Linked DNA regions of Homo sapiens: region 2 is linked to region 1. The links are chromatin loops, found by intact Hi-C in ENCODE. Cell type or tissue: dorsolateral prefrontal cortex. All regions are shown on one strand. Each heading gives the region's core, and the rest is flanking DNA. Links, peaks and the distances in the headings are about the cores only. Region 1 overlaps ITPR2-AS2 (ITPR2 antisense RNA 2). Region 2 has its middle 11 kb from the start of BHLHE41.

Evidence for each region. A loop is a pair of places that touch in the nucleus more often than their neighbours do. Peaks named below come from ENCODE experiments on the same cell type or tissue, not always from the same donor. Only the 100,000 strongest peaks of a DNase experiment are listed, where the experiment ranks them.
Region 2: it touches region 1 in a loop (25-fold over the local background); 10 of 110 quality-filtered maps call a loop at or near these places.

What each region holds. Positions count from the first base shown.
Region 1 is chr12:26,325,241-26,328,055 of GRCh38, reverse strand. The region is part of intron 1 of ITPR2-AS2 (ITPR2 antisense RNA 2); the gene reads right to left. LOC107984482 (a long non-coding RNA gene) reads left to right here. Exons shown (of 3, transcript XR_001749054.2): 2 at 1,580-1,672. Among named protein-coding and RNA genes, the nearest start is that of ITPR2-AS2, 7.7 kb to the right of the region's middle. In dorsolateral prefrontal cortex, for the core only: no CTCF peak of the experiment used is centred there; no DNase peak of the experiment used is centred there; H3K27ac peaks cover 270 bases.
Region 2 is chr12:26,134,222-26,137,036 of GRCh38, reverse strand. It overlaps a transcript of SSPN not described here. Among named protein-coding and RNA genes, the nearest start is that of BHLHE41, 11 kb to the right of the region's middle. In dorsolateral prefrontal cortex, for the core only: no CTCF peak of the experiment used is centred there; a DNase peak (open chromatin) is centred at 1,746.

The DNA.
Region 1 (2,815 bases), core at 97-2,596:
TCAGCATTGCTGATTGAGAGCACCTGGAAAGGTGGTGCAGAATTGCTTCAGTGTAGCAGGAGATGCCCTAGAGAAGCCAGCCTTGCCAAACTTTCAAGTCAGCCTTCACACAGTAGGGATGCCACTGAATATCGAACTAAAGGAAGTGGTGGCAGAAGAGCCTTCTCTGCATTTCAATTTTTTAATACCCCTCTAAATTTGATTACAGGAAAAACTATAAATAGTATGATTGATAGAAGATTTTAAGTGAGAAGCACATTACTATTAGTTCAAACTCACCTGTAATAGGCTCCAATGTTCTGGCTTCAAGATACACAGCAGGTGGCAATTTGCCTGTGCTACTCAACAATTTCAACATAGTTCTACTGCTTCGATACATACATTGTAGCATGTCCCTTTCTTGGCTTAAAATAACGCAGCAGGGCTGTGTGTGGGCATGCACACAGATAAACACAAGTAATAAATGCACTATATTACAAAGTATTGAGACTGATTTTGTTTGCACCCTTCACGATCTCATTATTCTTTAACCCCCGGGCTGGCTCAGTGAATGAACTATGAAGGCAGCCAACACACACAGCATGATGGTCAATTCTGGGAGGGCCATGCCCCTCCCTGCTTGGCCAGACTCCACTGTCTCCTATCTGATTTGAATTGTCCATTATTCATTAGTCACTTTTTAAAATTTAATATAATTGTGGAAGAATTGGGTATAAAGTGGGTAAATGGCTTTAGAAGACACTCTATTGAAAAAGCACTGTTGGGAGGAGAGTGATGACTGTGATAGCCTGTCACTTTTCCATTAGATCATATTGGCTAATAGTCGATGATGTACCCCTAAATGTGGTAATTTGTTGAGTGCCAACTCTGTGCCTATATCTTCTAGGGGAGAGTGGCAGGCAGGGAGTGAATCAAAATAAAAAGATATGGCATGTCTTAAAATGACTTAACAGCTACTGAGAAGTACAGGTGCACAGACAATTTTGAAGCCAGGTGGCAGGTGAGATAAGAGAGGTAGACTGTGGGACCCAGAGGAAGGCGCTTGGAGGAGAGGAGAGAGAGGATCACAGATGGAGAATTCACATTCTTGTAAAACTAGTAACAGCTAACATTCCCTGTATGCGTCCTCAGGGTCAGGTCCTCTTCTAAGTTTGAACTTATTTAATGCTCATACAACTCCATGAAATAAGTATATAATTATCTCTAGTTTAAAGATGAGGAAACTGAGGCATGGGGTGGTTGAGCAATTTGCCAAAAGTTTCACAACAGGTAAGTGGTGATGAGAATAGAGGCAGTGTCATTCCAGAATCCATCCTTTTAGCCTACATTCTGTGCCCTAAAGACAAATAGAGATGTGGGATGAATAAGGTTCAAGGAGGAATGGGACTGTAGCTATTAAGACTGCATGTTCTTGGCCCTACACACCAAATTCATATGCTGAAATCCTAACCTGCAGTATGATGGTATTAGGAGAAGGGTCCTTTGAGGAGTAATTAAGTAGAGGCCTCATGTGTGGAATGAGTGCCTTTACCAGAGGAACCCACAGAGCTCTCTCTCTTTCCATCCTGTGATGATACAGTGAGAAGTCATCAGCCTGCAACCCAGAAGAGGACCTTCACCAGGAACCGTATCAGCTGACACCGTGATCTTGGACTTCTCAGCCTCCAGAACTGTGAGATATAAATTTCTGTTGTTTAAGCCATCCAGTATACGGTATTCTGTTATGGCAGCCCAAACAACTAAGACCACCGCAGTGTTTTTTAATATTTAAAGTAAGGTAAAAGCAGGAGGAAAGCTAGGCAACTCTTGGAACAGGAACATTCAGGATAAACACCTGAAAGAAGCGAAGTAATGAAGCCAAGCTCTACCTCTTCCTACCTTTATTAACAAACATCCATCAGGCCCAGGATCATCCCAGGCACTGAGCAAGGCACTGGGGATACAAAGATAAATAAAACAAGCATTGTTTTGGGGGAGCTCACATTTCAAGGATGTGATAAGCCAAAAATAGATTTTAATACAATGTAGTAAATCTATTGGCAGGGTATAGAAGGTGCTGTGGGCGCTCAAAAGAAGAAGTTGCTACGTCCAAAGTGTTGAGAGAGACTGTGAAGAATTGAATGGGAATTTAGAAGTGGCCAAGGAAAGGGCTCAGGGAGAGGGACACTGAAGTCGCAGGAAGCGTGAAAGCAAACTGAGAGAGCGGAGAGAAAGAAACAGGCTTCATGGAACAGCCAGTCAAAAGGGCCTTTGTGTCATGGAGAGGTAGCTGTGAAATTGTTCTAGATTATTATCCCAAGGAATAATGGGGGAAGCCCCAAAGCTTTTATACAGGAAGCAGAACCCAATCATGTTTAGTTTTAGGGATATGACTGGAGGAAGAAGGAAGGAAGGATGGTGTATTAGGGTTCTCTAAAGGGACAGAACAAATAGGATATTCATTAGGATATATATACATATACATATTAGTATATATGTATATATGTATGTATATATGTATGTATATAAAGGGGAGTTTATTAAGTATTAAATCACATGATCACACGGTCTCACAATAGGCTGTCTGCAAACTGAGAAGCAAGGAAAGCCAGTTCAAGTCCCAAAACTGAAGAACTTGGAGTCCGATGTTCGAGGGCAGGAGGGATACAGCATGGGAGAAAGATGTAGGCCAAGCTAGCCTTTTCACATTTTTCTGTCTGCTTTATATTCCAGCTGGGCTGGCAGCTGATTAGATTGTACCCACCCAGATTAAGGGTGGGTCTGCCTTTCCCAGCCCACTGACTCAAATGTTAGTCTCCTTTGGCAACACCCTCAC
Region 2 (2,815 bases), core at 261-2,760, 190 kb after region 1:
ATGGCTGAAATAAAGAAGAAATAAGTCAAGATGCCTCCCATGGCCAGCTAACAAAGTTTGAAACTTAATTCACCCATGTCATTCATTTAAGACCTGACCAAGGCTTTAACTTACGACAAAGCATGGACTAACAGGATTTCCCCCAATTTGCACATAAATGTGGAACTATGTGACAGCTCTCAGAGGAGCTGTCTAAATAGCATGATTTAAAAGGATAAGGTTGTGACCAGTACTGCCTATTTCCAAGTAGCACACGAAGTACCATGGACTCTTAACTATATCTCATTAATGGAAAATCACGTTGACAGGTCTGGCCTTCTGTTTTATTGTTATTCACCCATTACTAGAGGAAAGAGTAATGGAAAGCAATAGGTTTACCTCTTGAACTTAAAATGTTACTCAATTCATCAATTATTTTCATACACCCATATTTTCTATGACACTCATAATTTTAACCAAGCAGCTCAAATGGGAAAAATAATAGCTATCATTTATTGCTCACCTACTAGGATGGGGGTGTTCTCTGCGCATTGTCATGGACACGCAATAAACAGAGGGAGGTACTGCTATTTCTCTGTAGTTACATTTGAGATAACCGACTCATTCATAATTTGTCCAAGGTCACACAGCTACTCAGGGGAAAACAGCATTTAAACTCAGGTCCTCTTGATCTTAAAGCCTAAGTCCATACCAACTCTGCCACCATACACAGCAACATGAAACACACTTATCCCTTGGTATCTGCAGGGTATTGGTACCAGGACCTCCGGTGGATACCAAAATCCTTGGGTGCTCAAGTCCCCTGATATAAAATGGCATAGTCTTTTACACATAGCCTACACACGTCATCCCATACACTTTAAAACATCTCTAGATTACTTATGACACCTAATACAATGTAAGTGCTATATAAATAAACTGTATTGTTTAGAGAATAATGACAAGGGGAAAATGTCTGTACATGTTCAGTACAGACACAATTTATTTTCAAATATTTATATCCTAAGGTTGGTTGAATCCATGGATGGGAGCCCACAGATATGGAGGGTGGACTGTAATATGAAACAAGGACAGAAATATGAGATATGTCTATTTCATTACCTTTGGTATGTCTGAAGCAGAATTTCTAAAACAGAATAAAAAGCCTAGGAAAAATCAGTAGTGCCATTATCCAATGACAAAATTGACTCAGAATTGTATCTCAGCTGGATCACCACTGGCAATGCAGGAATGTTGAGCAGGTGTGAACTCAGACCCAGGCCTGCTGATGGCTTGTGGTCACCGGGGCTATATTTGGCAAACGTAGTTTGATTTTGCAAGAAGCCCTTGACCAGAAAAATCAAAACTTTCTTTTTGAATACATAATTAGAGAAATGAGAGCTATGTGTTTTTGCAAGTACGAGTGCCAGGAGGAAATGCAAAGTTGGCTTGAGGGTGAGGGTTGATGTGTTTCTGACCCTATTTCCAGCCTATCAAGGGCACGACTGACTGACCACCTCCAGGAGAATTCCTCCACATTCGTAGCGCATCCTCCAGACCTGGTTCCTGCCTCCTGCATCTTGCCCCAGCTCTCTTTTGTCTGTACTGACCCTTTGCTCCTTGCCTCCTCTGTGCCTACCAGCTTGGCATTCTGATGGACTGGCTTCACTGGCTCTCAATCCTCCCACTTTGTTCCGGAGTCTGAGGCTTGACTCCTACATCCTGGCACAGTGCTTGTTTCTTTCTGCACTCTTGGTAACCAAGCTCTTTGGCTCTGCCCCAGGACCCCCTCCTGTGATCCACTCAGCCCAGCAAACCTGTAAACACAGCTTGCCAGGCCAAACTCTGCGCCCCTCCCTACTTCTGGCCTCTGAGAGCCATGCCCTGGATGTTACCTCACCAACCCACGGTCTCTGGAGCACCTGTGGAATTCGACTGGACTGGCTCCAGCTTTTACAGTCTCTCTGATTTGCTAATGCACACTGCGAAAGGAAGTAAAAGTTCTGCAAGTGAGAAACTCAACTTACCAAGGCTGCTAGGGAGCAGAGCTTACTGCCTTCTGGGCACCGAGCACATCAATCCTGGTACAATGACAAACAGCAATTCCACAGCCACAGGCCCTACCCCCTGACAGAACTTCCCACTACTTCACTAAAGACCCTGCCAGACTACTGAGTTTCCTGCAATATCAGGAGCATTTTATGATCCTTCATGGTACCTACTTTCTAATCTCCATGTGCCTGGTAAAGCCAAGAAGTAAATATGCAGTACTCTAAGTATAGTGAGGGTGTCCCTGCCCATAAAAGCCACACCAATATAGGAAAGTCCTAGTGGGGGATGGGAGGGTGGGAACCAACATTATATTCCCCACCCTCAACAGGTACAAGGACACTTCAAATGTTATGTGGCTTGGTTATGACTTGTCATTCAAGTGTTTTCCTGGAACAAAGCCAACTTCAGTGTATAGATGATTTGGTGGAGCACATTTAGGAATCATTCAGAAGAGTTGTGTGTCTGTTCTGTGCTCAACACTGTCCTAGACACTGGGGATACAGCAGTAAACAATTCAGGTGTCTGTCTTCATGGAGCTTACAAACTAGTGGGGAAGACAGATGCTGAAAAGTCATATGAGTCTTTCAGTCAGCAGAAGTTATGAAAGACAGGCACAAAGGGAGCTGATAGAAGGAGACAAATCTGGTCCAGGAACTCAGAGAAGGCTTCTTGGAGACAGTGATGTTTCAGATGACACCCGAAGGTTGAGTAGGAGGAAGAGAAGGGAAAGACATTGGGGAAGTGGGAACAAAACATTCTAATCAATCAAAACAGTGTGAGTGAA